3 separate regions of the Homo sapiens genome follow, and regions 1 and 2 are each linked to region 3. A link is a contact called in ENCODE Hi-C or POLR2A ChIA-PET data. All regions are on one chromosome and are shown on one strand. Each heading gives the region's core, a stretch centred on a gene start or an enhancer-like site at or near the end of the contact. The rest is flanking DNA. Distances are from core to core; before and after follow the strand shown.

Evidence for each region. A loop is a pair of places that touch in the nucleus more often than their neighbours do. ChIA-PET counts read pairs that join two places held with the same protein, here RNA polymerase II (POLR2A). Pooled maps may share reads with other maps.
Region 1: a loop to region 3 is called in a pooled map, with 2.1 times the contacts of the local background. The contact joins two enhancer-like sites. A Hi-C loop is called at or near these places in 2 of 168 maps with a recorded cell type or tissue (Calu3 and PC-9) and 3 of 50 pooled maps. POLR2A ChIA-PET finds 5 or more read pairs at or near these places in 2 of 52 experiments (activated B cell and activated T-cell).
Region 2: a map of PC-9 shows a loop between it and region 3 (4-fold over the local background). The contact joins two enhancer-like sites. A Hi-C loop is called at or near these places in 1 of 168 maps with a recorded cell type or tissue (PC-9). POLR2A ChIA-PET finds 5 or more read pairs at or near these places in 4 of 52 experiments (CD4-positive, alpha-beta T cell, CD4-positive, alpha-beta memory T cell, H1 and 1 more).

The regions. Positions count from the first base shown.
Region 1 is chr5:56,511,046-56,514,625 of GRCh38, forward strand. C5orf67 (chromosome 5 putative open reading frame 67) reads right to left here. Exons shown (of 6, transcript NR_161255.1): 5 at 2,717-2,880; 6 at 237-691. Among named protein-coding and RNA genes, the nearest start is that of LINC01948, 31 kb to the left of the region's middle. Within about 2 kb of position 1,474, at least 2 of the 41 ENCODE cell types and tissues checked have a DNase peak (open chromatin) inside an H3K27ac peak, as active enhancers do.
Region 2 is chr5:56,542,037-56,545,810 of GRCh38, forward strand. The region is part of intron 2 of C5orf67 (chromosome 5 putative open reading frame 67); the gene reads right to left. Among named protein-coding and RNA genes, the nearest start is that of LINC01948, 62 kb to the left of the region's middle. RefSeq lists a silencer at 3,052-3,252. Within about 2 kb of position 2,140, at least 4 of the 41 ENCODE cell types and tissues checked have a DNase peak (open chromatin) inside an H3K27ac peak, as active enhancers do; they include PC-9, where a contact is called at or near this core.
Region 3 is chr5:56,836,240-56,839,959 of GRCh38, forward strand. The region is part of intron 1 of MAP3K1 (mitogen-activated protein kinase kinase kinase 1); the gene reads left to right. Among named protein-coding and RNA genes, the nearest start is that of MAP3K1, 23 kb to the left of the region's middle. Within about 2 kb of position 2,357, at least 7 of the 41 ENCODE cell types and tissues checked have a DNase peak (open chromatin) inside an H3K27ac peak, as active enhancers do; they include PC-9, where a contact is called at or near this core.

The DNA of each region.
Region 1 (3,580 bases), core at 224-2,723, 330 kb before region 3:
GCCTCATTTCCCATTATTCTTCTATATGAACTTTCTGCTTCAACAAAACTCTCCTATTCCTTGTTCCCTAAATAGTCTCTGTCCGTTTCTGCCTCCCTATTTGCATACATATTCTTTGGGGGGAGGGGCTTCTGAAATTTCATAAAGACGAGGAGAAGTGTCAGAAGTTCTTAATTAGTAATTTAATATTGTATCTTTTGGGATGCTTTGTTGCAAGCCACAGAAATAGGCTCTACTTAATTTAGGAAGAAGAATTTATTGAAAGGACACTGGGAAACTCAAAGAATTCCTAGAGTATCCAGAGAAAAAGGCTTGAAGACTGTGCAGCCAGGAACAACACTGTAAATTCCACTGCAGGATTCATTCATTGAGGACACCATAGCAGCCATACTGCACCTGGACACTGCAGCTCACACCATCTGCACCATCAGCAAGTGTTCTTGGATGCCGATGCTAGAACCACTGGCCCTGCTGCCTCTGGGAACTGGATGTAGCTGCCATTGTGTCTTAAATCTGCCAGAATGGATTTGGCATGTTCCTTTCTTTTTGTCACTAGCAGATTCAAAGACCATCTGATTGGTGGAATCTTGATCACGTGTCCATATCTAGTGGCAAGGGAGACTGGGAAGTCCAGTGTCTGGAATTTCAGCTTCTACAGGAGGAGCTGAGCTCTATCTCATAAGAGGATTTCCTAAAGAGAGGAAGAAGTTTCAGATGATGAGTGGTCAAAAAGAATGACAATTGTCTATATTGTTATGTCATGGATTATTGAGAAACACAAGAGAAAGAAAGACTTTTTTAATACCCCCAAAGGAGTTTACAGTTTAGCTAAGTAGACAAGATAAACAGATGAGATTATTTAAAAATAAGATAACATATAATAATGTAATAAATAAGACTGCTTAATTAAAAGATACTAACATTATGCTGAACATAATCAACAGAGTTAGAGAAAGTATATTTATATGTTACAGCTCCAAGCCATTGCTTTTCCAACAGATGTTTTTCTAGGGCAAAATGTATGTAAACAAGCCCTGTTTGCACCTAGAATATTTCCACACATCCACCCAGCTTCATTTTCCAAGCTTATTTGCACGAAGGCAAGCTCCTTGATTGCCCAAAAGATGCACGGTGCTCAGGACTGAACCATGTGTAATTTAAAAAAAAAAAAAAAAAAAAAAAAAAAAAAATATATATATATATATATATATATATATATATATATATATGACAGATATTAAGTCTGAAGAATCAGAAACAATGGCATGAACATGGTAATGGGTATAGGTTTTGACCTGGAGTCAGAGGGAAAGAGAATGAGCCTGGAGTTCTGGGAAATCCATCATCACTCTTCTGCATTGTGTGGTCACTTCTGTCCCTAGGGAAGGGCAGTGCTAAGCTGCGCCGGGGTAAAGGCCTATGCAGAGCCAAGAGTTGAGTGCTTTTCCTATGCTGTGTCAAGGTCACTGCTGCACAGGGCATTTGGCAGCTCCGCTCCTGCAGTCAGCCAATGGCCACTCAGGATTAACAGTGAATGCTGTGTGGGCAGAGCTGGAAAAAAATGGGTCACTTGGCTGGTTATGGGATATAGAAGGCCAGCATCCAGGGCCTCCACCCATAACAGCCATCCAGTCCCAGGGCCCTGCTGCTCCTCCACCTTTCTCTTTCACGCCATGCAGCTCTCTGCATCACATTCTCCACCTTTCTAGGTGTCAATGTGGCCTCCAGAAAGAGGGTGAAAGTGAAAACAAAACTAGGGGGAAGAAATTAGGTGACAGCTTCACTCCTCCAAGAAGGAAAGGGATTGTGCAATATGGTAGAAAGAAAACTGATTCAATAGCTTTCTCTAGCTATTATCTGGGCGATCTTTGGCAAGTGATTCTCCCTTCAAATCATCATCAGTAAAATGGGATGATATGAGACAACTCGTGTGAAATTATAGCATTCTAAAAAGAACAACTACCTACAACTAGGTTAGTTCAAAAACTATCTTCAGTCCTAAGTGATACTTAGGAGTGATTGCAGCTCAAGCTGCTGGTGAGGGACAGCCGATAATCTTCTGCTGTGGCTCTTGGCTTTGTTTGCATCCAAGAAGGTTCTTAAAGAAAAACTCTTCTATGTTAAGATTGGTTGGTGTAATCAGAGCACAGGCATCAAGAGGAGCTCTCATCCAGCCTCGTCATCCACCCCACCTGCTTGGATTCTCTTTTCCATATCATGTGTGCATGCATGCACACACACACAGACACACACATGCTCACACTCCCATCCACACACCCCTGAGGAATGCATAAAGTGTAATAATGAAGTAATGACTAATGCCTAACAAGGGCAGTATGTAAAATGTTGTGCCAGTAGTGGACCTAGACTCCCAGGTTTGGAAATCCTGACTCTGCAGTTTGCTTGCTGTATGACCTTTGACACATTCCTCAACCTCTCAGTCCCTCAGTTTCCACATCTACAAAATAGGATAATAATAGTACCTACCACATAGGATGTTGTGAGGACTACCTGGGTTGATACACGTAAAGCACTTAAGGTAGGACCCAGCATGCAGTCATTACTCAATAACATTAGCTGTTATAATTTTTAATATTATTTTCATACATCTAACTGAGTGCAGTTGTATTCAAAGCATGGGTAAGAAGAGGAAAAATGGATTGTACACGTTTTGTGTGCTGTGTCTTCTATATACATGACTTTATTGAATCCTTACCTTAACCTGAAGCTCAGGGCTATTATTATTCTGAGGCTGATGTCCAGACAGGTAACACGTCCAAGGGCTGGAAAACGGGGAGCTGACATTCAAACCCGGGTGCTCCTGGCCCTGTGCTCCCAGAATGCCATGCTTTCCCTTCTCTGGGACACTGCCACCATCACCTGAAATCATCAAAATTCTTCTTTGGGAATTTCCTTCAGAACTTGATGACTGTGTTTAGAATTTCCTCAGCACTGGCAAATCTTCTTTTGAAAAATACATTGTTAGCATTTTTAAAAAGTCATTTATTGTCAAGATGAATAACTCAATAGGGTAATACTGTTTGGGGCTAAAATTAAGGTATGATTAATGTTTTTAAGTGGCTGGTTAACCAGTTCTGTAAACAATTCCAAGAGTAAAAGTTCTGAAATATTTTTGAAAAACTCAATATCCCAGAAAAACTGCACTTCCCAGCCCTCTTTTGGCTATGTTGGCTCTGACATGCTTCTGTAGATGGGTTTTTAACAGCTTGGTTGTTCCTTGAATATGTAAAAGAACATAGATTAAGACTGTTTGCTATGGTTTGGATACTTGACCTCTCCACACCACATATTGAAATTTGATCTCCAATGTGAGAGGCGGGGCAAAAGGAGGGCATTTGGGTCAGGAAGACAGATCACTCAGGAGGAGATTAATGCCCTCCCTTGGAGGTAAGTGAGTTCTCGGTCTATTAGATCCTAGCTAGAACTGGTTGTTAGAAAAATCCTGGCACCTTCCCCTGTCTCTGGCTTCCTGTCTCACCCCGTGATCTCTGTACACACTGGCTCCCCTTCCCCTTCCCCCATGAGTGGAAGCAGCCTGAGGCCTTCACCAAAAGCGGGT
Region 2 (3,774 bases), core at 890-3,389, 290 kb before region 3:
AGCCATGGAGGGGGTGGGTGGAATTCACTAGATGCATGGAAGGACAGCTCAGCAGGATACCTGAAGTTGAGGCTGACTAAAGTGTCGTCAGGATTTAAAGGTGTGACATGTTAGGAACTGAAAGTTTGTGTTAGAACACTGCAGGTGAGAAGCTTCTATCAGTAAAGAAGACGCTATTTTAGCAAGCTTTGAACATCACACTTGAGTGATGGAGACTTGGCACTCAAACAGCTAATAAGAAGTCATGTAGATTGTTTAAGAAATGGAGGGCATGTGGAGATTGGCACTTGAGGGCTAATCATGGGTAATTTGCCCACCTCTTTTGAGTCTCAGTTTCCTCATCCACGTGGGCAGTGGTGTGTAGGCTGGGTGGCCCAGTGGGGAGACTGGAGGAGACAGGGAGGTCAGTGCAGAGGCTGCTCTACAATGCTTCTGACAGAGGTGAAGAGATTCTCTAGGGAAGTGCTTCTTAAACTGCAGTGTGCACAAAAATCCCCTGAGACCTTGCTCAAATGCAGATCCTGATTGAGTCTCTGCCAGGACTATCTCCCAGGTGATGCTGATGCTAGTGATCAGGGACTACACTTGAGTAACAAGGACCAAGACTAAGAGTTACAGCAGAAATGGAGAGACAGAGATGCATGCATCAAAGGAAGACCTGGTAGAAGCTAGCCTTTGATGAAGTACTGAGACATCCTGCAACGTGGATGAAGGTGAACCTCCAAAACATATGCTCAGTGAAAGAAGCGAGGCACAAAAGAACACATAGCGTATGGTTCTGCTTTTTTTTTTTTTTTTTTTTTTTGAGACGGAGTCTCGCTCTGTCGCCCAGGCTGGAGTGCAGTGGCGGGATCTCGGCTCACTGCAAGCTCCGCCTCCCGGGTTCACGCCATTCTCCTGCCTCAGCCTCCCAAGTAGCTGGGACTACAGGCGCCCGCCACTACGCCCGGCTAATTTTTTGTATTTTTAGTAGAGACGGGGTTTCACCGTTTTAGCCGGGATGGTCTCGATCTCCTGACCTCGTGATCCGCCCGCCTTGGCCTCCCAGGTTCTGCTTATATGAAATGTCCAGAAAAGGCAAAAAGCAAAAATATTGGGCCAGTAAGCAGATGAGTGGTTGCTTAGGATAGAGAGTGGAAAAAGAAGTGATTGTGTGTGGGCATGAGGCTTTTTAGGGGGTGAGAAAAATGTTCTGAAATTAGATTATGGGGATTGTTATACAATTTTATAAACATACAAAAAATAGTTGAATTGTATACTTACAGTAAGTTAATTTTATGGTAAATAAAGTTGTTAATTTTAAAAAAAAGATTCAATACAAGTTTGTGTTTGAAACATAGGAGATAACAGAAAGGAAACAATACAAGAAGAAATTCATCTGTTAAGCCTGTTCCATGGACAGGCTAGCTTTTGTTCTCCCTTGCTTCCTCCTCTTGAAAACAGCGAGTCTGATGGACTGGGATCTGAGCTCAGAGCTAACCTAGGTATTTTAGACACTTCAGTAGTTAGAGAAATTCCTTTTAGTGATCCCAAATCACACCTTGGGTATAACTACCTCCACTGCAGGACTGGTCAGGTTAGCAACCTGGAAAGGCATGAGGGGAAAAGAATGAATCATCAGAAAATATATAGTGTAATCATCTGAAAAGGTGACTCACGCATGAATTTTTACATGCCTATTCTTTACTCAGACCCCAGTAATATCTCTTACATTGAAAAACTATACGTCCTCAGGTTTCCAAGCACAAAATTGTGTTCAGACATTGCATTGCTTTTACCACAATCTGCATACAGCACCAGAGTCTGGAGATTCTGGGTCAGTGTGATCCCAGGACCAGTAACATCAGCATCATCTGAGGACTTGGTAGAAATACAGACTCTTACGCTCCACCCTAGGATTACAGAATCAGAAACTGGGTGTGGGGCCCAGAAGTCTGTTTTAACAAGCCCTCCAGGTAATTATTTGCATGTTAACATTTGAGAACTACTACTGTAGGTCATGATATGTGCGTGCACACACACACACACACACACACACCAGCCTCACTTGGGAAATGATGCTTATTCCAAGACAAGAGCTACTGTCTTGTAAGGGCAGAAGTTATGATGGCAAATATACGGCAGGAATGCAACCACTTCCATCTTCCCTATACATGCCTGTCACCACTAATCCATCACTGCAATCTTTCATAATGAGTCAGGGTAGCAGTGCCTTTGGCCATCTAGCAGGAGAAAACCTCACCAGGTGTCCTGCACTAACATGGAGTTGGGTGGGGAAAGGCTGAAGTAGATTTAGAAATTGCAATGTGGAGAATTTGGCAGAAAGTGAGAGCCTGATATAGATAGTGTTACTAATTCCCCACGGTCTTGGGTGGCCCATAGGAGATTAAGAATTTCCTATTATCCAAGCTGGGGAACATGGGCTGAAAGATTGGTAGATCCAACAAGGCCTGGAGTCCAAACAAATAAACTCACAAAGTGCCAGAATCTCAAATCCAGAATTGAGGGGCAGAATGAAACTGTCAGATGCGAACATGAGGTCCCAAAGGCCAGGTGGAATCAGCCACATCTGGTGGAAACTGATGCAAGTTATCCAGTGACAAGGTAGGACAAGGGACATCCTGGAAGAGGTCACAGAAGATCCACGGGACAGCTCACACCAAAGACCCCCCTCCCAGCTTCCTTGTTCAAGAAGAGTAAGCTTTCCCCTCCCAGAAGCCATTTCGGGGAGGAGAAGGTAGAAAGGATTTTCTTTGAGAACACAGATATAGCCCTGATATTGAAATACTTAACTGAATACTTACCCCAAAGAGGCAGTTATAAACTGGAAGAGACTGGGTTATCTGTGAAACTGTGAGGTAGATAGGAATTTTAGATCTGTTTCAGAGAATAAAGTTAAAATTTGGGGGGCAAACATCTGATTTGTAACTGTTCATAAAGCTACCTATCAAAATGTTATGGATTTCAGGTTTTTTTTTTTTTTGTCTTGACATTAGTTTCTCCTGGTCCAGCTAAAACAAGCAGGGCGTGGGAGGCAGATGCAAAGGTCGGCATTGGCCTCAGAGGGTTGACCAGCTCCAGGTTTCAACACGAGGTGCCCCTTGTCCTATTTCAGAATGCTTCCCCTTCAGCCTAAAAGGTTTCAACAGTTAGTGCTTCCCCTTCAGCCTAAAAGGTTTCGACAGTTAGTGCCATTTGGTCCAGTCACATAATCACAGCTGGTAATTGGAGAAGGTGAACATGTGCTTCCAACATTCACTTTTCGTAGACTCATTAGGTCAAAGATCATCTGAGCAAACCCTCTCATTTTACAGATGAGGAAACCAAGGTCAAAGAAGCTAAACTAAGTTACTCGCGAGCTGTAGCTGGAAAAAAGCTGGAACCAGAATCCTAATTGCTCCAAGTCCAAATTCACAGCTCTTTCTAGCACATCAAGCTGCTCATAAACCAGAAATGATCCGTTCCACACACTGTAATCATAAACCAAAACCCAAAGATTCCAAGTAGTCTCTTTCTTGAAAGAAACCATTGGTGTTTGCTTTACTTCTTCTTCCTACATGTGTTTTGAGAGATGTTGTGAATCTCCTGATGAAAAGCTGTTCTGAGAGAAGCTGAGACAAAGCCTCAGTGATCTATGGCTGCCAAAGTCAGCCCCTCTGCAGCTGTACCAGGACAGAGGAGGCGGGGAGGCAGCCAAGCTGTCTTCAGTGCTGTATTCAGAGGTGCGAGCGCCTGGAATTCTGCAATCCAAAAGGGCCTTCTGGGGGTCAGCTG
Region 3 (3,720 bases), core at 1,107-3,606:
CTACCCTCTTCCTAATTGTCGCTTTTAAATACCTCATAGAAATACTCTCTCTCCATATTTCAACTTGGTCAGCATGTGTACCTGACTACAGCCAGTCAAATTTTGGTGCTGGTGACATGGGTGTGGCAGTGCACGTGGGAAGGTAATTCAGGAATTACCTTTTTTTTGGTAATAATGTCAGAGTGTTAAAGTGATTAGTTTTTAGAGAGTTAATTTCGGACCTATTTAGAAATACCCATATAGATATTACTTATTCTCTTGCATACTGATAGGCTTTCTTGGATGGGGAAAGTGGTAGAGATGTGATTAACGCTTTGGGCATTTGTGCGGTTTATCTTGTCTCTGCTTCGGGTCGGGAGTGACTTGTTACTGTTTACATGAGGCTAGTTGTGTGGCACTCCCTAAACAGTTTATTGAAGTTTTGTCTTGTGTATGTGACTGTCATATTATGATGGCAGAGTTGTTGAGAACAGCTGCTTCAGCCTATTGTCAAACATTTTGGCCCTATCCATCCAGCATACTTCTTTTAGGGGACTGAAGGAAAGGGACCCAGGAGTGTCTGTGCAGACTGTCATCCTAGTAATGCTTACTTGGAACAGTGAACACAATCGATTCAAGTCTCAAGTCTTTTGATTTACCTTAATCCATTTGAATTTTGTATTTTAGCCACCTTTGTATCTTTGACATAAAACCATCACAGGGTACTCCTCTCAGAAATCTTGGAATAAAATTGACACTCTAGAAAACAGATGCTCCATTTTTTATGCTTATGCTGTGGTTTTAAATGTATCCTGCCAGCAGTATCCCCCCACCTTAAGCTAGGAGAATCTAGGTGTGAGAAATTTGGATTCGGAATTCCAGCACTGCCCCCCAGACATGCCCATTCACTGACCCCCTGAGCTAGTTCCCTTTCTTCCTCTTGGGTTGCTTCCCTAATAGGATGCACTTCATGGCTTTTGCATCTCCCCTCCCAGCCACAAGATCTTTGAATCTCTGAGGGTTTTCTTCAAGGCATTTTATTCCTACTTACCACAGGAAAAATTAACAGCCATTAACAAAATTATAGACATGGGTAAGTTCCTAAGTTAGGTTTTCACTGAAATATATATGAGTCTAGACTCATGGTTCTTAGCTTCTTTACTGACCATCTCTTAGTCTTTTCCTGGGGTTGAAAGCTGTCATTTTTCCCAAGAGTGGTGTGGGAGCTCTTCCCTCTTTCTGCAGTGCCCCAGGACTAACAGTGGATACTTGGCATACACAAAGGCCTCAGTGAAGCTTATTTACATCTTGGAGATCTTTCTGGCGTAGAAGTTCATATTGGAAAGGCATTGCTTCCTCACAGCTTCCTATGTACAAATACTGGGCATTTGGGAGTCTGGATGAAAGATGAGTAAGACAAAGGCTTTGTTCTCAAGTAAAAGTCCAAGGGGAAAAGATTAATCCATTATTTTATTAAGTACATATTTATTGACTACCACCCTTGTGCCAGGCTTTCTGCTGGGGCAGGAGACATAAGCTTGAGACCCATTTCCGTCCTCACGGATCTCAAAGTCAAGAGTGGGAAACAGATAAGAGGCCATTATAGCAGTGCTCTTTGCTGAGTGAGGACTGAGGAAGATTTCTTCACACTGAGTTTTAGGGGACGTGGCCAGTGGGGGAGGCTGAAGGCAGCACCTGGGATGGTTTCTCCAAGGGGACCCTAGAGCTTCAGTTAATGAGGTGAACCCTACAGAGTACTGACACCAGGAAATATGCCTAAGGAAAACTAGATAAACTAGGGTTTTATTTTTATTTTTTGCTTCTTCTGTATGCTAGGCAAACTCACATTTTATTAGCTGTCAGTCTGTTTTCATTTTTCAGTTTAAAAGTTTTCAGGTTGATAACTTTGGTCCGGTATCAGTCAGAGTGATGATGAATTGAGTCAAAGCTGTTGTTTTAAAAAGAATATTCATATGCATGCCTATGAAAAAGAGCTGTCTTGTTTTAAAATGGAGTAATACAATTTGTGTTACAAGTACAGTTCTTTGCCCCATTTCCATTCAAATTGTCATTTATATCTGAAATCATTAAAATTAGAAAACAGTTATGATGAATGTCTTTTGAAGCATATAGCAGGAAAAGTCATAAGTCAAAACCTGCCAGTTTAAAGTAAATGCAATTATTTGGTTCTATGAAATTGTAGCTTTTGCTATAGTGAAAAGAAATTGGCATATTTATGAACAACTCCAGGATCTCATTGAAATGAGGAAGACATTATTTAGGAAGACAGTAATGATTCAGACTATATTTAGGACAGGATGTTAGAGTTAATGTGCCTTCTCTTTCAAGTGATTAGTGGGCAGATGACATCTTTGGTATTAATGATTGCCTGAGTTAACATTTTTAAGGAAAGAGTGCCACCTACTGAATGAAGAGCTTTTGTTTTCTTCCATTCAATTCGAAGAATCTTGTTTCACTTTGAATCCTTAGTGGGTGGCATTTGCTGGGCAGTGATCCCGTCTTCCAGTGGATTGACTAGGGTAGCTAGGATTCTTAGAGGGAGTTTATGCCCCCAAAACCAGGTGTAGAAACAAAACCTAAGCATAAACATGATTCAGCACTTGGCAAGTCTCAAAACCTTACCATCATGTTAATGTACTCACTGGCCCAGAAGGTTTTTTGTTTTGTTTTGTTTTGAGCTAGGAGCAAATGGCTGGGAGGAAATGAACTATTCCAAAAAATAATTGAAGGGGATTGAAGAGCATATGACATTGGTCGAGATCTTCTGGGGAGACTTCGTTTTCCTAGGGAATAATATTAGTGCAGAGATTGCTTGATCACAACTTGGCCATAGGTCAGTGGAGGGATTCCTGAGGTCAAGTTGCGAATCCAAAGGCCTACTTCAGAGTAATCCATATGGTGCTCTTTTTGTAGTTCCTAACAATAGTATCTCATTAGTGAAAGGTTGAGTACATGAACAGCAGCAAACACACCAGTATCCGAATTAAAGGACATCATTTGAGAATTTCGCATAGTCATTATTTTTAGTATATTGGGACATTTTTGATGTTGTGGCTTAATTGACTACTAGGCATCAGCCATCTCCAGCTTTTTCCACTTGTCGATTGGATTATGCAAGTCATGAGTGGTATTTAAAAGAGGTGGACTGTATGCTAAATTGATTTATCCTTGCTTATGTGTACAGATTAATGGTATAATCCATGAGGGGTGATAGATTAAGATCCTGAAGTGAAAAAATACATATATAGTGTCAGGTATATTAACCAATGGTTAGTTGCCTTTTATTTTTCCAGTGTAAAGTATAGCAGATCCTTCAATAATGTCATTTAGTTGAACATTTTGGACAATTTTGCTAAAAAGTTGATGAGGATAAAAATCTCTTCTGGCAGAGGCTACTGTCTGTATGGAGTTTGCATACTCCCCCCATCTCTGGGTGGATTTTCTCTCAGTACTCTGGTTTCCCCCTGACACCCCAAAGATGTGCACGTTAGGTTCATTGTCATGTCTGCAAGGACCCAGACTGAGAGAATGTGGGTGTTTGTTAATGCACCCTGCAACGGGATGACATCCTACCCAGGGCTAGTTCAAGTCTGGCACCCTGAATTGTTGGGACAGGCTCTGGCCACCTGTGACCCTGAACTGGAATAAGTGGGTAAATAATCATCTTATTAATGTTTCTTAAATGTATGTTACAGCTCACATTTTTTCAGTGTTTAGTGT